Regions from separate parts of the Mus musculus genome. Here regions 1, 2, 3, 5, 6 and 7 are each linked to region 4. Evidence: chromatin loops called from intact Hi-C (ENCODE). Cell type or tissue: heart. All regions are shown on one strand.

Region 1 (4,000 bases), 610 kb before region 4:
TAATATTTTCAACTGTTAATATTCAACAAACAATAATTAAGATATATTTCATTGCTATATCTCCCTTTTCATTTCTGATTTTATTAATTTGGGTACTGTCTCTGTGCTCTCTGGATAGTCTGGCTAAGGGTTTACCTTATCTTGTTGATTTTCTCAAAGAACCAGCTCCTGGTTTTGTTGATTCTTTATATAGTTCTTTTTGTTTCTATTTGGTTAATTTCACCCCTGACTTTGTTCCTAACCTCTACTCCTCTTGGGTGTATTTGCTTCTTTTTGTTATAGAGCTCTTAAAACAAAAAATTATTTAGTATATGTAAGTACACTGCAGCTGTCTTCAGACACACCAGAAGAGGGCATCAGATCTCATTACAGATGGTTGTGAGCCACCATGTGGTTGCTGGGATTTGAACTCAGGACCTCTGGAAGACTAGTCAGTGCTCTTAACCGCTGAGCCATCGTTCTAGCGCTTTCAGGTGTGCTGTCAAGCTGCTAGTATAAGCTCTCTTGTTTCTTTTCTTTTTCTTTTTGAACGCACTTAGAGATATGAGTTTTCCTTTTACCACTGCTTTCACTGTGTTCCATACGTTTGGTATGATGAGTCTTCATTTTCATTAAATTTTAAAAAGCCTTTAATTTCTCTCTTAATTTCTTCCTTTACCAAGTTATCATTGAGTAGAGAGAGCAATGTTCAGCTTCCATGTGTATGTGTGTTTTCTGTTGTTTTTGTTGGTATTTAAGACCAGCCTTAGTATGTGGTGATCTGATTGGGTGCATGGGATTAATTCCATGTTCTTGTATCTGTTGAGGCCTGTTTTATGACCAATTCTATGGCCAATTTTGGAGAAAGTACCATGATGTGCTGAGCAGAAGGTATATTCTTTTGCTTTTGGATGAAATGTTCTATAAATAACTGTTAGATCCATTTGGTTCATAACTTCTGTTAATTTCACTGTGTCTCTGTTTAGTTTCTGTTTCTATGATCTGTCCATTGCTGAGAGTTGGGTGTTGAAGTCTCCCACTATTATTGTGTGAGGGTGTGATGTGTGCTTTGAGCTTTAGAAAAGTTTCTTTTATGAATGTGGATGCCCTTGCATTTGGAGCATAGATGTTCAGATTTGAGAGTTCATCTTGGTAAATTTTTCCTTTGACCAGTATGAAATGTCCTTCCTTAACTTTTTTGATAACTTTTGGTTGAAAGTTGATTTTATTCAATATTAGAATGGCTACTCCAGCTTGTTTCTTAGAACAATTTGCTTGGAAAATTGTTCTTCAACCTTTTACTCTGAGGTAGTGTCTGTCTTTGTCACCGAGGTGCATTTCCTGTACGCAGCAAAATGCTTGGTCCTGTTTACATATTCAGTCTGTTAGTCTATGTCATTTTATTGGGGAATTGAGTCCATTGATATTAAAGAGATATTAAAGATAGTTAAGAGATATTAAAGAAAAGTGATTGTTACTTCCTGTTATTTTTGTTGTCAGAGGTGGAATTATGTTTGTGTGGCTATCTTCTTTTGGGTTTGTTGAAAGCAGATACTTTCTTGCTTTTTCTAGGGTGCAGTTTCCCTCCTTGTATTGGTGTTTTCTATCTATTATCCTTTGTAGGGCTAGATCTATGGAAAGATATTGTGTAAATTTGGTTTTGTCATAGAATATCTTGTTTGTTTTTTTTTTTTGTCTATGATAATTGAGAATTTTGCTGGACATAGTAGTCTGGGTTGGCATTTTGTTCTCTTAGGGTCTGTATGACTTCTGCCCAGGATCTTCTAGCTTTCATAGTCTCTGGTGAGAAGTCTGGTATAGTTCTGATAGGTCTGCTTTTATATGTTACTTGTTCTTTTTCACTTTTTCGCTTTTAATATTCTTTCTTTGTTTTGTGCATTTGGTGTTTTGATTATTATGTAACAGGAGGAATTTCTTTACTGGTCCATTCTATTTGGAGTTCTGTAGGCTTTTTGTATGTTCATGGGCATATCTTTATTTAGGTTAGGGAAGTTTTCATCTATAATTTTGTTGAAGATATTTACTGGCCGTTTAAGTTGGAAATTTTTGCTCTCTTCTATACCTATTATCCTTAGGTTTCCTCGTCTCATTGTGTCTTGAATTTCCTGGATGTTTTGGGTTAGGGGCCTTTTGCTTTTTGTATTTTGACTATTGTGTCAATGTTTTCTATGGTATCTTTTGCACCTAAGATTCTCTTTTCTATCTCTTGTATTCTGTTGGTAATGTTTGCATCTATGACTCCTAATCTCTTTCCTAGGTTTTCTTTTTTAAAAGATTTATTTATTTATTATAATTTATTTATTTATTATATGTAAGTACACTGTAGCTGTTTTCAGACACACCAGAAGAGGGCATCAGATTTCATTATGGATGGTTGTGAGCCAGCATGTGGTTGCTGGGATTTGAACTTAAGACCTTTAGAAGAGCAGTCAGTGCTCTTAACTGCTAAGCCATCTCTCCAGCCCCTTTCCTAGATTTTCTAACTCCAGGGTTGTCTCCCTTTGTGATTTCTTTATTGTTTTTATTACCACTTTGAGATCTTGGATGGTTTTGTTCATTTCCTTTGCCTGTTTGTGTTTTCCTGTAATTCTTTAAGGGATTTTTGTTGTTGTTGTTTCCTCTTTAAGGGCTTCTAGCTGTTTACCTGTGTTCTCCTGTAGCTCTTTAAGGGAGTCATTATGTCCTTCTTAAAGTCCTCTATCACCATCATGAGAAGTGATTTTAGATCCATATCTTGTTTTTCCAGTGTGATGGTGTATCCAGGACTTGCTTTGGTGGGAGAATTGGGTTCTGATGATGCCAAGTAACCTTGGTTTCTGTTGCTTACGTTCTTGTGCTTGCCTCCCGCCATCTGATATCTCTAGTGCTACCTGCCCTTGTTATATCTGACTGAAGCCTGTCCTTCCTGTGGTTCCAGTTCAGCTGTCTCTGTGATCCTGAGATCCTGGTGTGACCAAGCTCTTGGGATCCTGTTAGTCTGTGATCCTGGGCATGTTAGAGCACCTGGGAGTGGGGCCTCCTCTGGGTGTTGTGGGACTGGCTACGGAGCTCTCACTCAGGGTCTGCTCAGGGCACTGGCCCAGACTGGAAGGTTCCTTTATCTTAATGGGACCAAACACACACGCACACACCCTTTTCATCTACATATACTTGTAAGAGGGCTAGGGATATAGTTCTGTGGTGAGCAAGAGGCTCTAGATTCAATCCCCAGTACTAGAAAACCAAAACTAAAACTAAGCAAAACCAGTTAAAACCTTAGGAAATATACTATTTTAGGATGACAACTTAGAAATCTCAAAGACTGACCTATGCACAGGTGACTAGCCCATATTATGTGATTCTCAGTGCTGCCTACCACTGTCTCTACTTCTTCACCTTCTACTCACACACTGGCTTCTGCACTCACCATCTCCCTCCTGCAGTCACCAATGTCTTCACTGCCAGCCTAGAGGGCATCTGGCACTGGCCGTCATGCCTGCAGCCCCTGACTACTGGTTCTTCTGAGATTCACTCTGCCTAGCTCTTCAGTCTTCCCTCATTCCCTTTGGGGTCCTCCACACTGTGGAGCAAGGGTTAAACAGTGGATGTTTAGCACTCAATGGACATAAGGTTTCGGTTTCAACAAATCAACTGGGTACTAGGAGAGTGAAAGCAGCCATAGAAAGCGGCTGTGGTTCAAGACTTTACTTAAGGACAGTGAGCCAGCAATTTTATATTCTCAGACACTGTTCTTTAAAATACTAAAAAACAAAAACAAAAACAAAACAAGCAAACAAACAAACCTAAAGAATTCTTTTTGCTCTTTTTGCTTACAGGTAGCATAAAAATAAGCAGGTCAGATTTGGTGTGTAGGACATTAGCGGCTTCTGCTTTTTTTTTTTTTTTAAAGATTTATTATTTATTATATGTAAGTACACTGTAGCTGTCCTCAGACACACCAGAAGAGGGCATCAGATCTCATTACGGATGGTTGTGAGCCACCATGTGGTTTCTGGGATTT
Region 2 (4,000 bases), 690 kb before region 4:
ACTCTCGGAACTCCTGCAGAGGCGGAAGGAGAGAACCTCTTCCACAGAGCTGTCAGCCAGCTGTGAGCCCCCACCACGCACACACCCATACAAATACACACTTCCCATACCGGAATCTTAAGTATTACTCCTAATCTGTCGTTCCTTTTTTTTTAATATCATGTGTGCCAGAGAAGGCATCAGATCCCCTGGAACTGAAGTTGCAGATGGCTGTGTGCGGCGGCCCCATGGCTGCTGGGAAAGGAAGAGGTCTCTGGAAGAGCAGCCAATGCTCTGACCCACTGAAGTGTCTCTTCAGCTCCTCATCACTTCCCCAACTTCACCAGTCATGCGTGGGGTTTGTGTGTGTGTGTGTGTGTGTATGTGTGTGTGTGTGTGTGTGTTTGAGCCAAGGTCTCAGTGTGCTGTTCTGGCTGGCCTGGAACACGCTATATAGATGAGGTAGGAGGTAGGCCTCAAACTCACAGAAACTCACCTGCCCCTGCTTCCCAAATGCTGGGGGTGGGGTGGGGGTGTTAACACATGTGCTGGGGAGATGGTTCAGCAAATAAGAGTCCTCATTGCTCCTGCAGAGACCTGACTCTGGTTCCCAGCACTCACGTGGCTGCTCAAAAGCACCTGTAACCCCAGTTCCACAGCATCATCTGACCTCCAGTGGCGCCTGCACTCACACAAGCCCATATCCACATGCAGCCACAGAACTACACAGAAAAATAATCCTTTCATGCTAAGTATCACATCTGCCTCTCGCTACTAAGTTGGTGCTCTAACAGATGATCCATATTCACAGCTGTGTATGCGTCAAGCAATTTGTAGACCAGATAAACCTTACACTTCAGTTTCAGCTTGAGGGCACTTACAAGCTAAGGAGACACTGGCAACGGTAGTAGAGACAGAGAAAGGCAGAGAGAGAGAGAGAGAGAGAGAGAGAGAGAGGAAGAAGAAGAGGAGGAGGAGGAAGAAAAAGAAGGAGGAGGGAGGAGGAAGGGAGGGAGGGAGGAGGGACGAGAGGACAAGAAGGCAAGAACACAAGAAACAATTTTGAAGGCACCAAATAAGCTTTCCCAAAGGCAGAAAGCAACCAACAGGCCGACCTAGCTGTGATGCCCATGAACTACAACAACCAGCCCGGCATAACAATCCTAAGGGTGCATTTCGTGGTGGTTATGCCCTCCTCGTGCTCATGCGAAAAATGACCATCAAGTTTGCAACGTACTTTTTAAAAGAATAATCTACTTGTTTTCTGTGTGTGTGTGTGTGTGTGTGTGCATGTGTGAGCGCACAGAAGTCGAAGGACAACTAATAGAAGTCAGGTTTCGCCTTTCTCACCATGCTGAACCCGGCTCAAACTCATGTCGGATAGCTTGGCGGGAAGCGCCTTTCCCCCTGAGCCTGCAAAGGTATAAGTAGCATTCCACTTGAAATGCGCTGTGGGAGGACGCAAACACACATAGCCTTGCCCAAACCGAAGTCCTCCAAAGGATGTGCAGGGCTCTGGGACTGTTGCCGAGGCAACAGGTGCTCGGGCCGTGACCTCCCTCGGGACAAGAGGCCCGGCCAGTTACCTGTTCGGCCTCCGCCAGCCACAGCCACAGCTGCCGCCACGTCTGGAACTTGTACCTGTCGCTGAACAAGAAACACATCTCGCGGCTGGCGTAGCGGGCCGCCAGCGGAGAACGGTAACTTTCAGCACTGCCAGGGTCGCCGGATGCAGCCATTTTCAACACGCGACCAGGACGCGGCGGACACCAGCAGCAGGGCCAAAAGCGGAAGGGTGGCGTGCGTGGGGCGGGACTTCCTCCCAAGGCCCCGCCCCGTGTGTAACGCCGGCCTGGAAGGCGAAGATGGTTCAAGTTTGGCTCGTCGCCCCTGAGGGTCAACGCTTTTCTCTTGGTTTCTACGAATCTCTGCCCCACGCTGTGCCTCCTCAGTTTTTCCATCTGAGGAAGGCACATTAAGACCCGCGTTTAACCCAGAAAGGAAAGTTGCAGAGGCATTCGGAGGGACGCCAGGAAGGCGCCCTAGTGGACACTTGGAGTACTGCAGTCCCGCTGGAGACAGGCTCAGCTGGAGACCGAAACTCTTAAACCGCGGTGCTGGTTCCGATCTCCGGAAAGCAGCCTGTCAGAATTATTCCACGCGTGGTGGCTCGAGAACAAAAAATTCAAAGTTTTTGTATCAGAATAAAGCTGAAAATAGCATACATTAAAAAAAAATAGCCGGGCGTGGTGGCGCACGCCTTTAATCCCAGCACTCGGGAGGCAGAGGCAGGCAGATTTCTGAGTTCGAGGCCAGCCTGGTCTACAAAGTGAGTTCCAGGACAGCCAGGGCTATACAGAGAAACCCTGTCTCAAAAAAAACAAAAATAAAAAAATAAATAATAATAATAATTTGAGGTCAGCCAGGTCTCCAGAGCGAGTTCCAGAACAGCCAGAGAAAACCTGTCTACAAACAAACAAACAAACAAACAAACACAAAACAGAAAACAAAAAGCCTCGTCCAGCAACATAAAGAGACCCACACGAGGCATGGTACATTAGATCTGAACACTGCTCCCTCTTCCCCACACAACCGCTCCTTAGTGTCTCCTCTTCCTGAGCTTAAGACTTAGCTGTTGCCAGAATAGTTTGTACATCAGATAAACCTACCAGACACCTGCGCCCAAGGTCCTCGATTGGATTGGAGGCTGTGGGCCGATGTATGCTGAAAAGAACGTGTTCCTGGAACTTTGTACTCTGGACTGATTCGGGGGTATAGTTGCTTGGATATGCTGTAGCAGCTCACTGTTCTCTTCCACAGAGATCCTTGCAGAGCCAATCCTTCCCAGGCTCCAGGCTCCAGGCTCCAGGCTCCAGGCTCCAGGCTCCAGGCTCCAGGCTCCAGGCTCCAGGCTCCAGGCTCCAGGCTCCAGGCTCCAGGCTCCAGGCTCCGTAGTGCTCTCTCCCGACTCTGCTTCACTTGGCCTCTGGTTACTTTTCCTCATTAAACCGTAGCTTCAGCTGTTAGCTTTCTACTTGGTCCTGTTTCCTTTTCTGACTTTATTTTTGCGAGACAGAGTGATACACTGTAGCCTTAACTGGCCTGGGACTCACTATGTAGAGATCTGTCTGTCTTTGACTCCTGAGTGCTCAGATTAAAGGCATGGGTCACCAGCCCAGGTGGTTTTGTGGTGGTTGTTGTTTGGTTTTTGTTTTTTAATGCATGGACTTCTGCTAAATATCATCAGCTACCTTAGTTCTGGTTACTGTGGAGGCCCCTGCTTTTTGGCTTGTCTCCTCACTAACCACTCCCAGCAACTCCATGGATGTCGGTCCAGTCCCTTTGGCAAGTTATTTAATCTCTTGGCAGTTAGAATTCTTGCCTGAAAACTATGGCTGATGCCCCCAGGGGCACAGTGAGGTAAGAAGACAAGCAAAGCCAAGTAGTGGCAGCACGTGCCTTTAGTCCCAGCAATCGGGTAGCAAAGGCAGTCATCTGATCTCTGTGAGTTCGAGGCCAGCCTGGTCTACAGAGCGAGTTCCAGGCAGCCAAAGCTACACAGAGAAACCCTGTCTTGAGAAGAAAATGCTGGATCTCTGACTGGGACGAAGGGCCCAACCAGTATCCTCTTCTGCTTGCCTAGTATCCCATTGTAACTTCTGTCTCCTCCTCCTCTTTCCTGTCTGCTCCCATCTCTTGTTTTTTTTTTTTTTTTTTTTTTTTTGAGACAGGGTTTCTTCCTGGCTGGCCTGGAACTCAGAGATCAGCCTGCCTCTGCCTCCTGAGTGCTGGGATTAAAGGTGTGAGCCACCACCTGGCTTCCAGTGCGCATCTTATATCATTTTCATTTTGCACCCAATTGCTTCTATTTCTCTCTTTTTTTCCCTCTCCCTTTTCTCCTGTACTCATTTACCCATCCAGGCTGATGGAAGTGTTTAGCACTTTGGTCAACTTCCTCCTCCATTCTTCAACTCTTCCCCCCTTCCCCTCAAGCCACCACTCACACTGCTCGGCTGGGAAC
Region 3 (4,000 bases), 940 kb before region 4:
CTTTCCTAATGAAGGTCACAAATATTCTCTTCTAGAAATTTTGTAGTTTAGGTTTTGGTTTTGTCCCCTCCCACACACACCCTTTTTGTTCTTTTCACTTTCTTTTTTTTATAGTTGTGGCCATCCTTGATGTTGTTTGTTTGTTAAGACAGAATTTCTTGGGGCTAAGAGCACTGGCTGCTCTTCCAGAGGTCCTGAGTTCAATTCCTAGCAACCACGTGGTGGCTCACAACCATCTGTAATGGGATCTGATGCCCTCTTCTGGTGTGTCTGAAGACAGCTACAGTGTTCTCATATAAATAAAATAAATAAATGAATAAATCTTTAAAAAAAACCAAAAACCAAAAATAGTATTTTGTGTCGTGGATGTTTGCATTAATTTTGGCTTGCTGAAGTGTTGCAGTGAAATCTTATGAGTTTTGATGACTGCGCTGTTTCAGCGTGTGCTTTAACTGTGGCCCTGAGTCTCCCTGCCTTGCACTACTGCAGCTTGGGCAGATTTCATTTAAGAGAAGAAAACCAACCAACCATCCACAACTGTGGCTGTATAGATGGCTCAAGGAGTAAGAGGACTTGCTGAGGGTGGACCAGGGTTTGAATCCCCAGCGTCTGGGTTTTAAAACAAATCTGGATGTGACCAATTGTGCTTGTGACGCCTATATGCTATGTAGGGGAGCAGAGACAGGTGGATTGCTGCAACTTGCAGTCCATCATCAGCCTAGCTCCAGTGAGATGGGATAAAGTGGAGGGTGATAGAGCAGGACACAGGGGTCCTCCTCTGATCTACACATGCACACTCACACACACACACTCTTACACTCACACACACACACTCACACATACACTCTCACACACATATACTCACACATACACTCTCATACACTCACACAGTCACACACACTCACACATACACACACAGACACACAGTCACACACACTCTCACACATATACCCTCACACACATATACTCACACATACACTCTCATACACTCACAGTCACACACTCACAATACACTCTCACACTCAGAAATACACATAAATACTCACACATACACTCTCACACATACACCCACACACACTCACACATACACTCTCACACACATATACTTACAGATACACTCTCATAAACATTCACACACACTCATACATTTACACACTCATACATTTATACACATACACACACACACTCACACCGACATACACACACACTCACACAGAAATGCACTCATAAATACACTCATACACACTCACACAAACACACTCTCACACACACTGACATTCACTCACCCACACACACTCTCACACACACATATACACACATACTCTCTCTCTCTCTCTCTCACACACACACACACACACACACACACACACACACACACTTTCTCTCATACATACACACACTCACACATACATACACTCATACACAAAATCCTGTTAATGTTCAGTTTAGTTTATTTATTTTTCAACAGTGTTCCCTTATTTAACTGGCTGGAAGTCATGCTATAAATCAGTTTGCCTTGAACTACTGCAACCCTCCTGCTTAAGTCTCCAAGTGCTGCGATTTCATGCCTGAGCCGAAACATGCAACTTTCATGTTTGTCTTTACTTTAGCTTTTCTTGGCTGTTGTTTCTACCTCTTTTGAAAGGACTAAAATGTTAATAATTTTAAAAAGATGTGGGCCCATGTGGTGGTGGTGGTGACACACAACTTTAGTCCCGGCACTTAGGAGGCAGAGTTAGGCATCTCTCTCTCTGTGAGTTCAAGGCCAGCCTGGTCTGCAAAGTGAGTTTCAGGACACCCAACCAAGGTTACACAGAGAAACCCTGTCTTGAAAAACAAAACAAACCAAGCAAAAAAAAAAAAAACCCAAACCCACAAAATTCTAAAAAGATGTTGTGATCATAACCACCAGGGGGCGCCAAAGAACATCTTTTAAAGTAGATCTCTGTAGATCTCTGTAGTTAAGCGTTCCTCCAGCAAAGACTCTTCCAGTTTGGATTCCTTCACTCTTCAGACGAAAACTCATCCATTTTGTGACTCTCTGGAGGCTTGGCTCAAAATACACAGATCAATGTAAGAATATGTTTTAGGACAGAAGGCTTATCTAGCTTGCATGATCTCTACCCTGGTTGAGCAAGCAAAACGGAAACAGAAACAAAAATATCAGCATAGAAAACAAAAACAAAACCACCCTACATCTGTGTTCTTTCCTGAAGTCCCCAAAGAGAGCCAAGCAAGGGACTGGTGGCAGAGTTCTGATTCCTAGAACCAGGGTTAAAAAACACTGTGTGCCCTTGGGAGATGGAGATACTGCTTGTGATGATAAAATAGACTCCAACATTTGTGCGTTTGCCTGGCTCATGTAATTCAAGTGTGCAAAGTATCTTGTAGATGATACTTTGAAATTTGTCCTGTCTTGGATCTTTATTTTGTCCCTGCAAACTGGGACACTTGGTCACCTTACTTGTTTGACCCTCTGCGTTTTCTTATCTGTGAGATGGAGGTAAGACTGAAAAATGGCGTTGGGGACACAGAGAGACTCATGGGTGCTGAGTAAGATATAGATCCCAGGCTAGGCATGGTAGCACATACCTTTAACTCTAGCATTCAGGAGGCAGAGGCAGGTGGGTCTCTATGAGTTCAAGTCAGCCTGGTCTATATAGTGAGCTCTAGGACAGCCAAGGCTACACAGAGAAACTCTGTTTTGAAAATGAAAGTAAAATAAAATAATAAAAAGTGTTTGAAACCTACGGTATTTCTTGATAACAACAGGAGTCTAGTTGTGTGTTTTTGTTTGTTTGCTGTTTTGTCATTGTTGTTTTGAAATTTCTGTGTAACCCTGGCTGTCCTGGAACTTACATTGTAGACCAGGCTGTTCTCGAACTCAGAGATCTGCCTCCTGAGTGCTCGGATTAAAGTGTGCACCACCATTCCTGACTCCAAAAACATTATAAATAGAGCCTTGTTGTGTTGTTATTGTTCATTTAGTTAAAGGATTTTTTTAAATTATGTGTAAATGTGTATGTGCACTTGGGTGCAACGCCTGTGGAGTCCAGAAGAGGGCGTCAGGAGGTTGTGGGCTGCCTGACAGTGTGGCTGAGGCCCTAACTCAGCTCTGCAAAAGCTGTGTGTTCTCCAGCCCCTGTTGTTTGTTTTGAGACAGGGTCTCATTATATAGTCCTGGCTGGCCTAAAATTCACCATGCAGACCAGGCTGCTCTCAAACTTGCAGCAATCCTCCAGCCTCAGCCTCCCGAGTGCTGGGATTAAAGGCCTGTGCCACCACGCCCAGCTGTTTTTGTTGTTTGAAACATGATCTCCTGTAGCCCAATCTAATAATTAGCTGAGGATAGCCTCAAGCTCCTGATCCTCTCGTGTCACCTCACACAGGCCACACAGCAGGCAAAAACTCTTTTTAATTGACACACTATAATTGTATATATTTATGGTTTACAGTGTGATATGCCATCTCAGATATACAATGTGCAATGCTTAAATCCAGCCAACTGGGTTATGTATTCATCTGTCTGTCTATCCATCCATCCATCCGTCGTCCATCCATCACTTTGCGTTAAGAACATTCAAAGCCCTTTCTATCCGTTACTCTGAATCATTCGATTCATTGTTGCCAGCTACAGTTTCCCTACTGTGCTATTATGGGAATACTAAAAAGTGATTGCCACTTCTCAAGGATGATTTCAGAGCAAGAGAAAGGGTTTGTAGATCATAGGGGGAAAATATGTCTTGGAATATAAATCAGTGGCAGAACTCCTACTTGCTTAGCAATGTCTGAATTTGATCCCCTACAAGTGAAAAAAAAAAAACAAAACCAAAACAATAAAAAGGCCATTAAGCTATAGCCTCGGCTCCCCAAATCCATTTCACAGTCTTTCCAATCCAGCCATCAGACTATTGCCTGGGTGTGGTGGCTGTGATAGCACCCACGATCCCAGGACTCAGGACACAGATGCAGGCTGAGTGCCGTGAGTTCAAGTCTGGCC
Region 4 (4,000 bases):
GTTTCTCCCAGTTTTGGAGGCGGGGGGGGGGGGGGGGAGTTATTTTGGCTCGGGCAGGCCTGGACCTCACTGTATAGCACAGGCTAGCCATGATATAGCACAGGCTAGCCACGACCTTAAATCAGCCTTCCTGCTTCAGCCTCCTAAGCACTGGATGATAGGCACACACCACTGCACCCAGCCTGGGAGTCCTTGTTAAAAGCTATGTCGTTCAAGAGGAAACACTATGAACAGAGGTGGAGCTAGGAGGCATGCACAGACACTAGTGGTTTGCACGAGTTCATGTCAAGGTGCCTCCCTCCCTGCCCAGTTATCCCAATAACTGGAGGACAGGAGTGGGGTTCCCTTCACTCCTGTCCTGAGGTAAGCACTCCTCAAGACACAGGACTAACCTCCCATCCCCAACCCTGGATTTTCCATGGTCCTCGTGGCTGGTCTACTGCCTAGTACATAATGGGTAGGCAGGACAATAGCCGGGCATGGTGGTGGTACACGCCTTTAATCCCAGTACTCCGGAAATTCCAACCCCCAAGAAAGAAAATGGAAACCCTCTAAAATGTGTGTTACTGTTCTTCTCAGTTCCTTCCCTGTAGAAATGAAAACAGGAGCTCATGTGTCCTTTGTGCCTGATGCACAGTTATGCTCAGGGTAGACCTTGTGTTATTTGGTGGTGGTGGTGGATTTTTGTTATGCTGTTTTTAAACATAACCCTTTCTGATCTGACTGTGTAGCTAGGAGCAGTCTTCCTATCTTGGCCTCCCCAGTGCTGGGATTACAGGTGCCATGCCTGGCTTAAGACACAGTCATGCCGGGCGTTGTGGTACACGCCTTTAATCCCAGCACTTGGGAGGCAGAGGCAGACAGATTTCTGAGTTCGAGGACAGCCTGGTCTACAGAGTGAGTTCCAGGACAGCCAGGGCTACACAGAGAAACCCTGTGGGTTTGGGGGGGTGGGGGGGACAGTCACGTGACTAACTGATGCTATCCAATAGGGTCTATGAGATTTGCAGCAGACAGTACTTATGGGAAATGTAGATTTGGTTTAGAAGAGACCAGGTTGTGAAATATTCCCTTCTAGGGAAAGGACAGTGGGGCCTTGGGCAGGGGAAGGGACCCAGAAGGCTTCTAATGTACAATGAGTCTGAAATGACATGCCCTGCCTGCCACCCACAGCTGAGTACCAGAAACGGCAGTGTCGAGACCACCTCAAAGCAAACCTGAAGTTTATGACCAGCATGAGAAGCACCGTGCCAGAGTCTGTGACCCAGCAGGTTTGTCGAGGGTGTGAGCTTAGGGACCTGGGTGATAACTGAGGCTGTCCTTCAGAGTCCGTGCGGTTCTCAGCCCTGCCCTGAGCCATAAGCCCTGTGGGCTCAAAGGTTTCCATCTGTGCTTCCAAAGATGGGTGTCCTGTGCCCTTACTCTGAACCTTTTCAGATCCTGCAGCAGAACCAAGGCCGAAAAGCCTGTGATCGGCTAGTGGCCAAGACGAAGAACAAGAAGAAGAAGAAGAAGAAGGCTGAGGGCACTGTGTTCACTGAAGAAGACTTCCAGAAGTTCCAGAGGGAATATTTTGGCAGCTAGACTTCCTGGAGGAATGGTGGGGACAAAAGACACTAACCCTCCTTGGCTGGACTTCTGCTGTCCTGGGTCCCTGCAGTGCTGTGCCACGAGCGACCAGCAGGTGGCAGTGCAAAACTAGCCTGGCTCAGGAAGCCATATGCTGCTATCCCAGGGACACTGGAACAGAGCTGCAAGCCCTGCAGCAAATTTTCCCTCAAACTGAAGTGGACTTCTAGTTTGGCGGAACCATCAGCACCCTGCCAGAAAAGATTCTGACCTGCCAGCTATGACCAGGATTGGTTATCAGGGCTATTTGGTACTGGGCCCACTCAGACCCCACCTCAAGGAGCTGGAAATTCAAATAAATAAATGTGAGTTTGGGCAAATGTGGATTCAAGTGTGTGTGTGTGTGTGTGTGTGTGTGTGTGTGTGTGTGTGTTACAATGTGTTTCCCATCTCAGTGTGGATCTCGGTTCTTCTAGGTTTCCGTGTTAAAGTCCCCAGCCTTGGCCCAGCATAAATGACTTCCTTCTACCAGCGAGGGCCTCCTCTCTGGGCACAGTTACTGTAGCTGCTAGAGTTGCCCAGGAAGTGGACAGGAAGGTCACCTCCACCCTGCTGGATTTTGGGATCTGCTATGGCATCAGTGGAGAGCAGAAAGTCAGTCGTATGTCATTTGATATCTGGGCCTAGGTCATGGTTTCCGGAGTCCTCAGCAAGCAGGTTTACAGGTTTGCATAAAGTCTGTACCCAACCAAGGACCGCAGTGAAAGCTATGGTTGTGCCCCTCAGAGCAAACCGGACTCTCCAGCAGTGCAGTGCCAGTCACAAAGGAAAGATCGTGTGGAATGAGCACACTGGGGGAGAACAAGTGGCAAGGGAAGGACTGACCTGTCACAGGGACCAGGAGACCCCTCAGTGCAGATGGACACATTCCTTTTTTGTTTGTTTTTGTTTTTTTGAGACAGGGTTTCTCTGTGTAGCCCTGGCTGTCCTGGAACTCACTTTGTAGACCAGGCTGGTCTCGAACTCAGAAATCCGCCTGCCTCTGCCTCTGCCTCCCAAGTGCTGGAATTACAGGCATGCGCCACCACTGCCCAGCTTTTTTTGTTTGTTTGATGGACACATTCCTAAGGAGACAACTGGTGGCCTCCACACCGCCATCCTCTCCCCTGAGCCTGCCTCCTCCATTCTCTGTTCACTGGGACTCCTGAGGTTTGTCTCAGTGACGATCGGTCAGTTCCCTAATTGGGCCCCTGACAAGGCAGGGCTTTGTCCTCAGTAAGAGAACAAGGTTCACTGTCCCTGCTCCAAGCAACTCTTCTTTGCCTTTAAGCAGCATTGGCTCTCAAATGGCAACACAGAACTGCCTACAGCAGAGCAGAATTAGCATGGAGTCTGCTTGCCTCCGGTGACCTCTGCCTGTTGGAAGGCATGGCCATCCAATCCATCCAGGAGGTCATAGCAAACAGGAACGGGAGGGAGGGAGTGTGTTTTAATATAGGCTAGTGATGGGAGCTCTGGGCCTTCCATGGCATGTTTTGTCCTCTTGTGACATGGGTTGTTCAAAGGGACATGGGTGGTGGTCTTCAAATCCTCCACCCCTTTCTGCATGCTTGCTGGGCTTTGCTGACTAGAAGAGCAAATTCAGGTGGCCTTGGGGACTCATTTTCTCCTCCTCAAATAAGATGCTTAGCCAACAGCTCAGTGCTTACTTTCTAGGGCCCCTTTCTAGGGAGCATACACCCTCAGTCACATGGTCACCTAGAGGATGCAAGCAGAAATCCTGTACCTTTCCTGGTATAAGGCCTCCTCTTAGCTGCCGAGAAGGAAAAGATGGAGTGCTTGCCAACCTATGGTCCGATAAAAAAACACCGGTTGTTACATTCAAGTCAATGGAGGGGTCCAGCAAAGGGAAGCCTACCCCAACTAAGGCATCCCAAGTTTAAATATTTAAAAATAGGCCAGTTTAAAAATTTGGTAATCTGGACTTGGGCGAGCTGCTGCCCCACCCCCCATGCTTCCTGTGGCTTCTGCTGTGGCCTGGACCATCCACAACTGCCTGGTCCCCTGTGAGTCCAGGGAGCTACAGAGAGTGGAGCAGGACTGCTACTAGAGGTCTTGGGGACTCAGGGCCAGCCACCAGGACTCCAGCCTGGCCTCGAGTGTTCTTGCTTGAGGGGTAGGGAGGGCTTAGTTCAAGGTGCATCTGGAGCTGGTTAGGTTCCCTGTTCTTAAAGGACTAGGCGAGAGGTCCAGCGGTCTGCTCTGCAATTCCCCAAACCTGAGCTGGTCTATTTCTGAACATGTCACTGGGTACTGGTTTGAACATGTACCTGCCACCCACCGTGGCCAAGATCTCCAGCCCATCCCATAGACTGCCTGGGTAGGTGCACTTGGGTCTCATTGCAGAGACTTAACTACTTACAGCCTAGCT
Region 5 (4,000 bases), 320 kb after region 4:
CAGTTGTTTCTTCAAACGATAAATGTTGGGTTAGTGTTTCTCAGCCCCCAAAGTCAATGGTCATTTCTCACAAGCCATCCATCTTCATCCTGGAGCACTACCTGCTGAGCTGCATTGTCCTTCTCCCGGCAGGCTTGGCGAGGCTGCCTCATGTTGCTTAGCCCAACCCAGAACCGCCGAGGCCCCCTGCTCCTTGCCTGCCTTCCCAGCTGGCTCTGTCTGGTGGGATCTGGATTGGTGCTATGCCTGGCCTGGATTGTCTCTTCCCCCCTCAGCCATACCTGGTTTTGGTGTTTCAAGACAGGGTTTCTCAGTGAAGCCTTGGGCTGTCCTGAAACTCGGCTCTGTGGACCAGGTTGACCATGAGGTCAGAGATCTGCCTGCCTCTGCCTCCTGAGTGCTGGGGTTAAAGGCACACGCCACCACTAGCCTAGCTCTGATTTAAAACCATTTCAATTGTATTTTTGCATTATGATACATCCACAGTCATTCTACGGCCCACACAGCTAGCCACTGTGTGATGGCAGCTTCCTGGCTAAGCTCATGCACCCCCTGCCCTCGCTATTTGCATGGTTTTACCATCACTAGTTAGTTCTGGGTTTGTTGGTTCCTTTGTGGTTTTGTGATAGATCTTAGGAATCCCAAGTTGGCCTTGAGCTTTCCATCTTCCTGCCTCTACTTTCTGAGGACAGAGGCTAGGGTTAGTAAGCCACTGCGCCCAGCACCTCCAGACGGCTTTGTGCGTGCTGAGTAAGTGCATCATTCGCGTGGTTTTGGAGGTGGAGAGGCAGCTCAGTGCCTTTGTCCGTTCAGTATTTTAAAAGATTTGTTTGGCTTCTTGCATGCCCCTTGTAGTTCATTCGGTTTCAAGTCTGTGTCATGACCCAAGTGTGTGAATAGCTTGGACTTAACTTGTCGGACCTCCAGGATTTAGGGGCTGTTTCCAGTTTGGAGATTTAGGATCTGTTTCCAGATCAGGGTGGTATAAATATTGTTTTGATGAGTATTTTGAAACCTGCTTTCTGTCGCGCATTTGGAAGAGTCACCCTGAGGAATGAATGTCCCAGGAAGACCACTGGGGGAGGCTTGAATGTGTTCAGGTGTGCCAAGATTTGCAAAGATTTCCCAAGGGATCAGTACACTCGCCTTTGCCGCAGCCAGCTGTGCATGTCAGCACGTGCAGCACTATCAGATGCCAGTCAAGTAGGGGTGAAGTTATAGCTCATTTGTGGGGTTCGTTTTGTTTGCTTTGTGTATGTACACACGTTCGTGTGCCTGTGTGCGCATGCACGCATGTACACGCGGAAACGGAGATCAATTCCCAGTGTCTCTGTCAATCATCCAAAAATTTGAATTTATTTTGAGTGTTGTGCAAAGGTATGTTGGCATGCATGTGCCAAGGCATATGTATGGTAGAAGTTACAGATGATGGTTGGCAGCCATATGGGCGCTAGAAACTGAACCTGGGTCCTCTGCAAGAGCAGTAAGAGCTCTCAATCACTGAGCTATCTCTCCAGCCCCACACTTTTTTGAGCTTCTTCGCGGTCCAGGCAGACTTCTTGCTTTGTAGCTGAAGATGACTCTGCACTCCTATTCTGCCTCCACCTCTGAGTTGCTGGGATTACAGACATGCGCCATCATCTGGATGCTCTCTTTTTTCTCCTTAAGAAATGATTTCCTGGGGCTACAGAGATGGCTCGGAGGTTAAGAGCACTCAATGACTGCTTTTTAAGCTGTCCTGAGTTCATTCCCAGCAACCAACCACATGGTGGCTCATGACCATCCATAGTGAGATCTGGCGCCCTCTTCTGGCCTCTAGGCATATATGCAGGCAGAATGCTATACATAATAAATTTGGCAGGGATAGGGGAGTGGGGGTGATTCCCAGCTAGATAGATGATTCCCAGCTATTTCACTCCTGGGCCCATACCCAAAGAACTCCGTGTCCTGCTACCATGACACGTGCGCGTTGATACTTAGTGCTTCTCTATTCACGAGGCAAACATTGAAGGAGCTTAGATGACGGACGGTGGGTGAATGGATGTGTGGTGAGTATATATAAAATAAGATGTGTGGATCCTCTGTAAGGGGAGAGGGAGCCATGAAATTTGAAGAATAAAAACCGATGGACCCAGAAAGTGTAATTATTAAGCAGCGTGACCCAAACTTTTGAAAGAAAAAGAAATGAATGTTCTCCCTCAGATGCAGCAGATCTTATTAGCCTTTGATGTATGCATGTATATGTGTCGATAGCTATAAGTGTGGGTGAAGTAGAACATTTAGAAATAAGACCAGAAGAGGGTAATACTAGTCAATGGAGGAGGCCAGAATGCAAAATGATGTGAGCCATGAAAAGGACAGCAAACTCAGCTGATTGGTAATTTTCTTCCTGATTTCACCTCTCTCTCCTCTCCTCCTCCTCCTCCTCCTCCTCCTCCTCCTCCTCCTCCTCCTCCTCCCCCCTTCTTCTCCTTCATCTTTCCCCCAAGACAGGGTTTCTCTATGGAGCCTGGCTGCCCCAGAACTATAAATTACGTTGGCCAAACTCAGAGATCTTCGTGCTTCTGCTGGGGTTAAAAGCATTCACCAAAGCCGGGTGGTGGTGGCGCACCCCTTTAATCCCAGCACTCAGGAGGCAGAGGCCGGCGTATTTCTGAGTTTGAGGCCAGCCTGGTCTACAGAGTGAGTTCTAGGACAGCCAGAGCTACACAGAGAAACCCTGTCTCGAAAAAACAAAAAACAAACCAAAAAAAGCATTCACCATCACCACCAGTGTAGTTTCGTTTTTATGGTTGATATGTGAATTCAATTTTCTGAAGGCGTGAGAAGCGTGTTTGTATTTCAGAAGAATCCAGCATGGGTTCTTTCTTGGAGACAGGCGCTGAGAATGCTGGGCTTCGTCTTTAATTACACTGACCGTCCGTCCGCGCAGTGGGAATTAGATGTGGCTCCTCACTGAGTACATTTGTCACACTGACCCACTTAAGAGTGAGTTTTCTCAGCCGGGCGTGGTGGCGCACGCCTTTAATCCCAGCACTCGGGAGGCAGAGGCAGGCGGATTTCTGAGTTCGAGGCCAGCCTGGTCTACAAAGTGAGCTCCAGGACAGCCAGGGCTATACAGAGAAACCCTGTCTCGAAAAACCAAAAAAAAAAAAAAAAAAAAAAAAAAAAAAAAAAAAAAAAAAAAAGAGTGAGTTTTCTCTTCATTTGTTCCTCTGGAACAGTAATTACAGACCACTGTGAGTCACCACACAATGCTGGGAATGAACCCAGGTCCTCCCCAAGAGCAACAGGTGCTCCTAGATTCTGAGCCACCTCTCCCCATAATTATATTTTTAATCTTAACATTCCAGAGTTTATCATTTACATTAAGTTTTAAACCACATAGAGTCCACATTATTAGTCAGTAGCCCCCCCCCCCCCGTCCGAACCGTTCCCACAAGGACACCCAGTAATTTTAGGACCATTTGCTAGAAATATCTTTGACCCATTGACTAATAATTTCCCCATGCACACGCACACACATAATCTATAGGTTTCTATATTCAGCCCCTCTCTCTCCTCTTCCCTCCCTCTTTGTGGATATTGGGGCGGGGAGACTCTCCTTTCTGTCCCGTTGCCTCATTTGTCCCTTTTCATGTCAATCAAACGCTGTCTTGTTTGCTTTATGTTCTGCTACCTTGTAGGACTGTTGGGCATGCGCAAGCCGTAGTGCGCATGCGCAGATTCTCCCCTTCCACCTCGTGGGTCCTCGGGCTCGGTGGCAGACTCTTTTAGCTGTTGGGCCATCTCAAGGGTCCCTCCGCCCGTTTCTATTTTGTTGCCCTACTGTCTAGGAAAGCATTATCAGATAAATATCTATTGTAAACTGTACATACAAGTTGCAGGTAGAATTTGAAATTAAAATAATATGATTTGAGCCAGGCGGTGGTGGCGCACGCCTTTAATCCCAGCTCTTTGGAGGCAGAGGCAGAAACAGGCAGATTTCTGAGTTCGAGGC
Region 6 (4,000 bases), 540 kb before region 4:
ATATAACAACAACATTACTTTAAAAAATAATAAAATGATGGCTCTTCTGAGACAGAAGACTAATTATCCTTACGTATTCAAATGGAAAGTCTTTTTGTTAAATTAGCGTGAAAAGTCCCTTCATCTACACACAATTGGCCCAAAGAAACAGGCCATTTTCAGCACGAGAGGCCAACCCATTTTAACAGTGAATAAAGCTTTTGAAAGCACTACACACCCTCTTCCACACTGTCAAAATTTTCAAATTGGTCCAGCAGTTTCCCCATTTTATTTTTTGAACACTTTAAGGCCCAGCTGGTTAGCATATCATAATTAGATTAATTAAAAGGGAAACAACAACAAAAAAAAACCCCAAAAACCCCTTCTGATCAAAATTATTCCATTTATGCTTAATTAGCTTTAATCCAAGTCTACACATTTAATGGGGATATGACCGTTTGCATATTTTAAATGTCTTTTCTAAACTATACTTTGTAGCAGACTTAGAAGAATGGTATCTTTCTCTTGCCAATATGCCACAGCACAAATCAAAGGGGACACAAATTAGGAGAAGAGAGGAAAGAAAACAAGGCTTCTCAGAGCCAAGGATCTGCCGGGGGAGGGGGAGGGGTTTTGTCAGGGGTGGGGGTAATTTACCCGCCACATCACAAACTACAGTCTTTTCAGCACACAGAGCGAGAGGCATTACATCACACTCTCACAATGATAGGGGGAGGCGGCCCTGAGAAAGCAAGTTTTCGGCTTTCTTTCCAGCCTGCTCGCAGGCTTCAAGAATCCTGCATTAGGAGTAATGGAATTTAACTTGAGGAACCGCACTTTCAGGGTTACTAACAATCACACAGACACTCGATTTTATGATCCCAAATGACCACTTTACAACAAATATATGTCCAAAAGGCACACATCGAACACTCAGCTGGTATTGAAAATCTAACATTAAACAAAATATTTTATTTCATGTGAAATGGAGACCAATGTACACGAAGAACTGGTAAAGAAACAATTTCTAAACAGAGTAAAGAGCCATTTATATCTTTAAAATAATCGTGTTTACAAGACAGTCCTACCATTTGGTTGAAGCCACGATCAAAATAAAAGCGCATCTGGCTGCACATTTGAGAACACACACTGGGACCCAGTGCAAAGGAGCGCGCGCAGAAGAGAGGGGTGAGCCACATACTGCCTGCATTTCAAGAAGGGGAATTTAGAACCCCAAACCTGGTGTGTTCAGTAACCCGCTGGCCCTATTTTAAAATGTATCTCACTCTAGGCTCTTCACAGCTCCAGGAAGGATAGCCTGGTCTGCGAGAGAGAGAGAGAGAGAGAGAGAGAGAGAGAGAGAGAGAGAGAGAGAGAGAGAGAGAGAGAGAAGCTTTCCCATTCTAGGGCTAGTCCTCCCTGATCCTTTGTCGGCCTTAGCAGCGGAAAGAATGCAAACCCATTTATATTTATGCAAATTTTTGCAGCAGATTTAAGGGGGGGAGGGAGAGGCTTGTGTTTTTAAAAAAACCTCTTTCTAAATATCAAATTTCAATTACTCACAGCTTCGTTTATTTGCACGATAGAAACGATAAAAAGCTACATATAAACTAAAAGTGCAATTAAATTACTTCAAAATTTAAATATTTTACCAAGTCTTTTCCATTTCTAAAATGCTGAACCAAAAGTACATCCCGAGTATGATTTACAGATTCGCCAACTGTCTGAAGCCAGTCTCCATGCTAGAGAAATGTCGATTTGCAACACCACTAGTGCAAACGGTTAGACACGATCCATATAAATCAATTGGTTTTTAAAAATTGAAAATATTTACCAACCTCATAAAGTGCAGCAGTGCTTAAATCCAGCAAATTGAGGCATACAAGGTAGAAATGGAAATGAAAAAAGGTCCAAAAAATGAATTCTTTTTGTCTATCTGTATTTTGTATTTTAAATATTCAGAAACCAGCAGAGACTCTGTCGGCCATTTTGGCTTGAACTAACTCTCTCGCTCACTCTCCCTCCTGCTCTCTCTCTCCCCCTCTGTCTCTAAAGGAAGCAGCTTTTTGTGACCTTCAAATAGAGGCGGATCACGTGACTTCGGGTAGGTTTGTCAATCAGGAAAGGGGAGGGAGCTGGAGTCGAAGCTGCCTTAAAGCGAAAGCAGCCCCTTTCCACCGGCTTTCATTTGTGCTATGCTGTTACTTATACTCCCGCCTACAGATACTGCATGTGAAAGCGGCAACACCATAAGGGTAACAGATGAACAAAATAGAAAAACCTTTATTGGTTTATAGAAATATGCTCAGTTGCTAACGATGCTTGCAGATCCTGGATCTGATTTTGGCTTCCTTGCTAGTTATTCTCTAGATGTTTGGGCAAGAACAGACTGGCAAACTGCTCTTTAAAAGGGGGCTTAAACAAAGCTTTACCTAAACAAAAAGAGAATTTAGTTTTTAAATTAAAACGAAACAGGACACAGCTGATTTCTAGCTACCTCTAAAATACACAAAAAGACAGGAAGTTACTCTACCCACTCATAAACTGTGTGTCAGTTCAGGGAGGTTAAGCAGCACCTGATATCTGAACGCTCAGCAAAGGGAGAGCGGGAGAGCCTGAACTTGGCGCCTATTGTGTGAGTACAGCACTCCGTAGCCTCTCCCCCAAACCTAAGTAAAGACTAAGCCAGGGCTTCACCACTGGATTCCTCCAGGCTGGGCAGCTCTGAGTCATCTTTAATCCCTTCTCTGCTGAGGAAGGCGCTCAGAGACTAGGCACTCAATTAAAGCCTTCCTGCGGCCCTAGTCCCTCCTCCTCAGAGACATCTTCACTGGGCTTGAAGTATAAATCCAGCCCCCAATCCTCATCCCAGCCCCACCCCCACCCCGTCTCTGTTTTGGCAGGTGTGCAGTGGAGATGGGAAGTCATGATACCTTAGTTTATTTGTTTCTTTCTTCCGTAAAAATTTTTTTGTTATGTACATATAAGTGTTTTGCCTGCATTTGTCTGTGTGAGTATGATGGATCCCCTGGAATTGGAATTACAGACAGTTGTGAGCTGCTGTAGTTATGGGTTCTGGGAATTGGACACAGGTCCTCTGCAAAAGTAGCCAGTGCTCAAACTACTGACCCTGGTTTCTTTGCCTTCCTGGCTCTGTTCATTTTATTCTGGTTCAGTTAGTCACCAGGCAGGAGTGGTGGTGCACGCTGCTAATCCCAGTATAAGGAGCAGATGGATCTCTGTTCTACGTATAGCAAGTTCCAGGTAAGCCAGAGATACCATGTGACCCTGCCCCAAAAAGTCACTCACTACCAAAACAAGCAAGCGTCTTTTTTTTTTTTTTTTTTTTTTGGTTTTTCGAGACAGGGTTTCTCTGTATAGTCCTGGCTGTCCTGGAACTCACTCTGTAGACCAGGCTGGCCTCGAACTCAGAAATCCGCCTGCCTCTGCCTCCCAAGTGCTGGGATTAAAGGCACGCCCGGCAAGCAAGCATCTTTTGAGCCTCCCATTCCAAGCCAGGCCTTCTTGCTAAATTCCTAGTACACATTTTATTACTGCAGTGTTTCGTTTTATGACAGAAACTGCTTAATGTTGGTCTTTCCCTAAAAACATTCAACTGTCTTCCCCATCTTCAGTAAGGTGTTACACTGAACTCCAAATAGCAGCTGAATGAATTTATCAATGAAATCACCTAGCGCTCTACTCAGAAGAGCTGGGCTAAACAGAAATAACAAACAAATATAAGTACTTTAGGGGAATGAATGCCAGAAATCTCCAGGAATCCCTATCCATTCTATCTATTTTAAGGATTCTTTCCAGACATAAAGAAGCAGAAATAGTAAGCTGGCCAAGGTGCTTCTCCCAAACAAACTAGGCTGAGTGGCCAGTCAGCAGAGAACCAAGGGCTCTAAAGGCAGGCTTGCCTTGCAAAAGAATCTGTTAAATCCATCGAAACGCTAAGTGTTTTGTCTTTCTGGCTTTTAATGCCTTTACGCTATGCCCCTCCACTTTTCCACTCAGA
Region 7 (4,000 bases), 170 kb after region 4:
CTCTCTAAGAGATCTGCACAGCCTTCTCGGGCCCCCAGAACCACCTAGCCGCCGAGCTCCACCGATGATGTCATGCACGCGCCCCCTGACCTGGAAGGCGCTGTAAGGGAGGCAAAAGCTGGGAAAAAAACAGACCTGAGACTCCCTTCCCCTTCCACCACAGCTCCCGATCCCTTTCCTTAATCCAATAATTAATTATGTACTTATTTCTTCCGTTGTCTCCTCTGTCTGTGTGCTCCTGCTGGTCAGGTTTTGTTTATATCCAAAGGCCTCACAAACAGTAGGTGGTCAATAAATATACTCTACCCCCTCCCAACCCCAACATAGTTGGCCCTTTGGGGCTCTTGGGGGCTTTTTTTGTTTGTTTGTTTGTTTTTTGTTTTTTTCGAGACAGGGTTTCTCTGTATAGCCCTGGCTCTCCTGGAACTCTGTAGACCAGGCTGGCCTCGAACTCAGAAATCCGCCTGCCTCTGCCTCCTGAGTGCTGGGATTAAAGGCGTGCACCACCACGCCCGGCTCTCTCGGGGGCTTTTGTCGTTGTTTTTATTTGTTGTTTTTGTTTTGTTTTTGAGACAGAGTGGCTTGTAGAGGCCGGCCTCTGGAATTCACCGGGAGGAGGGGGATGGGTTTTGAATTTCTATTCCTCCTGCTGCTTTATCCCTGTGATGGAGTTTCAGGTCTGAGGCAGCTGTTATACTATGATCCTATAAAACGTCTAGAGGAAAACAAGGGAAGATCTTTATAACTTTGTACATTGGAAGACTTTTTTTCATTTTTATTTTCTCTTTGTCTTGTATTAGTGTCTGCCTGCATGTTCATATGAGCATCGTATAAATGCATTGCCTGAGGAGGTGAGAAGAGGGTGTGGGATTCCCTAGACCTGGAGCTCTACAGACCTTTGTGGGTCACTGTGTGGGAATCAAACTCTGGTCCACTGCAAGGACAAGTGCTCTTAACTGCTAAATTCACTGTATAGCCCGTGTTCAGTTCAAACTCGGGACAGTCCCATGTCCTGAGATCACAGGCATTAGCCATCACATCTAACAAAGCATTTTCCCTGAAGCACAAAACTGTGTGGTCAGGAGGTTCCTGGGCTGAGCAGCCAGCACCGGTACTTACTACAAGTCCTTGAATGTTGTACAAATATCCTCCTCTTGCCCATATGTACCTTGTCCTGAGTTCTATGGCACACATAGATGAACACGTTCATATCTTTCCACGATTTATCTCATAACAATAAATTCACAGGGTGGAGCAGTTTCAACAACAAGTATGCCGCCTACACCTTGGTAATCTAGCCAAGGTGATTTTATTCCAATCCCAATTACTCATATTAACACGCTTGTCACCCGGCACACGGGAAATCAATGAACTAATCAACCTATCTACGTATATGTGGTTTACACAATGACCGTGCAGTTTAAAAGGCATGGCTGACAGCGGTGGCACACACCTTTAATCCCAGCAGAGCCAGGGCTACACACAGAGTTCCAGGACAGCCAGGGCTACCCAGAGAAACCCTGTCTCAAAAACAAACAAACAAAATAAATAAAGGAAAGGCTACCACATAGTTGAAGAGGTATCAGAAGCAGGCTTACGGAAATGCAAATAGATGCAGAAAAGACAAGGTAAGAACCCAGCCAGCATCAAGGAAGAGAGTATTGCTGAGAGATCACTGGAGTGTCAGCTCCAAATCTGAACTGCCAGGGCAAAGACAGGCACAGGAGTAAACTATGCCAACAGTAAGGGACTAGGCGAACAACTATTCCTTTTTTTTTTTTTTTTTTTTGGTTTTTCCAGACAGTGTTTCTCTGTGTAGCCCTGGCTGTCCTGGAACTCACTTTGTAGACCAGGCTGGCCACAAACTCAGAAATCTGCCTGCCTCTGCCTGGGATTAAAGTCGGGCGCCACCACGCCCGACTTTTTTTTTCCAATTATTTTTAATTAAAAGCTTTTGAACATTTTAGTTATTTTTATGCATATGTTTTTTTTCTTTTTTCTTTTCTTTTTTTTCTTTCTTTTTTTTTTTTTTTTTTTTTTGCCTGCATCATGTGTGTGGCCTAAATGTGCAGTACCCACAGTGGCCAAATGAGGGCACTGGATTCACTGGGACTCAAGTTACAGACCACTGTGAGCCACCTTGTGGGTGCTGGAGGAGCTGCCAGTACTCTTAACTACAGACCCATCTCTCAAGCCCCTATTTTTAATTTGCTATCATTCTATTTATCATGTGCGTGGAAATCTAAAGGCAACTTGGGAATAGTTGCTTCTGTTCTTCCACTAAATGAATCCCAAAGACTGAACTCAGGACATCAGACATGGAAAGTGCCTCGTGTTTATTATTTGCTAGCCCTCATATTTATTTTTTATTTTTAAAAGTTGCACAAGTGCTGGCTTTGGCAGCACATATACTAAAATTGGAACGATACAGAGAAGATTAGCATGGCCCCTACGCAAGGATGACACGCAAATTTGTGAAGCATACCATAAAAAAAAAAAAAAAAAGAAAAGAAAAGAGTTCCAGGCCAGCCTGGTCTACAAAGTGAGTTCCAGGACAGCCAGGACTACACAGAGAAACCCTGTCTCGAAAAACCAAAAAAAAAAAAAAAAAAAAAAAAAGTTGCACAGGTAGCAAATGTGAGTGTCTTCATTTTGTTTTGTTTCTACTTTGAAAATTGGATCTCGCTTGGGTGGTGGTGGTACATGCCTTTAATCCCAGCACTTGGGAGGCAGAGGCAGGCAGATTTCTGAGTTCAAGGCCAGCCTGGTCTACAGAGTGAGTTCCAGGACAGCCAGTGCTACACAGAGAAACCCTGTCTCCAAAAACAAACAAACAAACAAACAAAAAAAAGGATCTCACTGTCCAACACTGGCTGTCCTGGGACTTGTAGACCAAACTGGCCTGAAACTCCCAGAGTTCTTACCAATGTTGGATTTAAGGCATAGACCAGTTCGTGAAGAATATAGCAGAATATAAGGAGCCATCTGGGTGCCTTAACACCCACCCACTGGACTCCCACAAGCACTCAATATGATGGGCCCTTGTCAGTCAGCTACAGATGGATGTATTCATCCTATCTAACTGCCCCTGTGAAAGAGATATGTGATATCTGTCGGGTCCTGGTCCTTCTTCCTGGCACACCGTCCCTAAAGCTCTGGGAACTGCTGAAATGCTAATGCCAATGAGTGAACAAGAGCCACGAGCCTGCGCAGAGGCTGTGGTAACCTTAAACCGCAAAGACTTCTGGGAGGACATCCTTTCAGCAGCTCTGGTCACCCATCGGATTAACTTCATCTTTGTTATTAAGCACCGTGGCAAATGATCATAGTTTCACAATATCTTGTGTAACCCTCCTCAGGTTGGCTGTAGTCCTAGAACTTGGGAGGTGGAGACTAGAGAATTAGTTCAAGGCTTGCTTCAGACTTAAGTTCAAGTGTCAGCCTTTTAGGTACTTGAGACTAGGCCTTGTAGGAGTAGGTGTGTCACTCTGAGCATGGGCTTTAATACCTTTGTGCTAGCTGCCCGGAAGCCAGTCTTCTTCTAGATGCCTTCAGAACAAGAGGTGGAACTCTCACCTCCTCCTGCACCATGCCTGCCTGGATGCTGCCATGTTCCCACCTTGATAATGGACTGAACCTCTGAAACTGTAAGCTAGCCCCAATTAAATGTTGTCCTTTATAAGAGTTGCCTTGGTCATGGTGTCTGTTCACAGCAGTAAAACCCTAACTAATACAACTGGAGAGAGGGCCCAGTGATTAAAAGCAAATACTGCTCTTGTGGTGGGGCAAAGTTCAGATCCTAGTAGTAACGCTGGGTGGCTCATAACTTATAACTACAGCTCCAGAGGGATCTGTTGCCTGCAGACTCCTTGGGTACCTGCATTCAAGTGCACGTGTTCAAACACTGACACATACATGTAAAACAAACAAACAAACAAATAACAGCCTCATTGCTCCTGATCATGGATCAGTCATGATCCATGAACCTGTTGTGTGAGAA

Evidence for each region. Hi-C counts contacts between places; a loop is a spot of excess contacts. Peaks named below come from ENCODE experiments on the same cell type or tissue, not always from the same donor. Only the 100,000 strongest peaks of a DNase experiment are listed, where the experiment ranks them.
Region 1: a loop joins it to region 4, with 2.4 times the contacts of the local background. A loop is called at or near these places in 3 of 42 quality-filtered maps.
Region 2: a loop joins it to region 4, with 2.5 times the contacts of the local background. A loop is called at or near these places in 6 of 42 quality-filtered maps.
Region 3: it touches region 4 in a loop (2.6-fold over the local background); 3 of 42 quality-filtered maps call a loop at or near these places.
Region 5: a loop joins it to region 4, with 2.2 times the contacts of the local background. A loop is called at or near these places in 2 of 42 quality-filtered maps.
Region 6: it touches region 4 in a loop (4-fold over the local background); 6 of 42 quality-filtered maps call a loop at or near these places.
Region 7: a loop joins it to region 4, with 4 times the contacts of the local background. A loop is called at or near these places in 2 of 42 quality-filtered maps.

Annotation. Positions count from the first base shown.
Region 1 is chr15:80,868,891-80,872,890 of GRCm38, reverse strand. The region is part of intron 6 of Tnrc6b (trinucleotide repeat containing 6b); the gene reads right to left. Among named protein-coding and RNA genes, the nearest start is that of Mir5113, 69 kb to the left of the region's middle. In heart, CTCF peaks have their summits at 320 (motif pointing right) and 2,334 (motif pointing right); no DNase peak of the experiment used is centred here.
Region 2 is chr15:80,946,266-80,950,265 of GRCm38, reverse strand. It overlaps Adsl (adenylosuccinate lyase), which reads right to left and starts at 1,776. Exons shown (of 13, transcript NM_009634.6): 1 at 1,566-1,776. The coding sequence starts at 1,718. In heart, a CTCF peak has its summit at 2,005; a DNase peak (open chromatin) is centred at 1,785; H3K4me3 peaks cover 2,240 bases; H3K27ac peaks cover 1,703 bases.
Region 3 is chr15:81,197,705-81,201,704 of GRCm38, reverse strand. No RefSeq gene overlaps it. Among named protein-coding and RNA genes, the nearest start is that of 4930483J18Rik, 8.9 kb to the right of the region's middle. In heart, CTCF peaks have their summits at 1,702, 1,902 (motif pointing right) and 3,055 (motif pointing right); no DNase peak of the experiment used is centred here.
Region 4 is chr15:80,258,568-80,262,567 of GRCm38, reverse strand. Rps19bp1 (ribosomal protein S19 binding protein 1) reads left to right here. Exons shown (of 4, transcript NM_175109.3): 3 at 1,174-1,271; 4 at 1,438-1,954. The coding sequence ends at 1,584. Among named protein-coding and RNA genes, the nearest start is that of Rps19bp1, 3.7 kb to the left of the region's middle. In heart, a CTCF peak has its summit at 1,676 (motif pointing right); DNase peaks (open chromatin) are centred at 1,259, 1,687, 3,597 and 3,887; H3K4me3 peaks cover 306 bases; H3K27ac peaks cover 826 bases.
Region 5 is chr15:79,938,939-79,942,938 of GRCm38, reverse strand. It overlaps a transcript of Cbx7 not described here. Among named protein-coding and RNA genes, the nearest start is that of Cbx7, 8.3 kb to the right of the region's middle. In heart, a CTCF peak has its summit at 1,813 (motif pointing left); a DNase peak (open chromatin) is centred at 1,828; H3K27me3 peaks cover 311 bases.
Region 6 is chr15:80,796,622-80,800,621 of GRCm38, reverse strand. The region is part of intron 4 of Tnrc6b (trinucleotide repeat containing 6b); the gene reads right to left. Among named protein-coding and RNA genes, the nearest start is that of Tnrc6b, 87 kb to the right of the region's middle. In heart, a CTCF peak has its summit at 2,003; DNase peaks (open chromatin) are centred at 671, 1,161, 2,071 and 2,681; H3K4me3 peaks cover 3,135 bases; H3K27ac peaks cover 3,576 bases.
Region 7 is chr15:80,086,941-80,090,940 of GRCm38, reverse strand. It overlaps Gm24204 (a small nuclear RNA gene), which reads left to right and starts at 2,388; the gene lies at 2,388-2,494. Gm31134 (predicted gene, 31134) reads left to right here. Exons shown (of 2, transcript NR_168675.1): 2 at 1-208. In heart, a CTCF peak has its summit at 2,126; a DNase peak (open chromatin) is centred at 2,120; H3K4me3 peaks cover 325 bases; H3K27ac peaks cover 205 bases; H3K27me3 peaks cover 687 bases.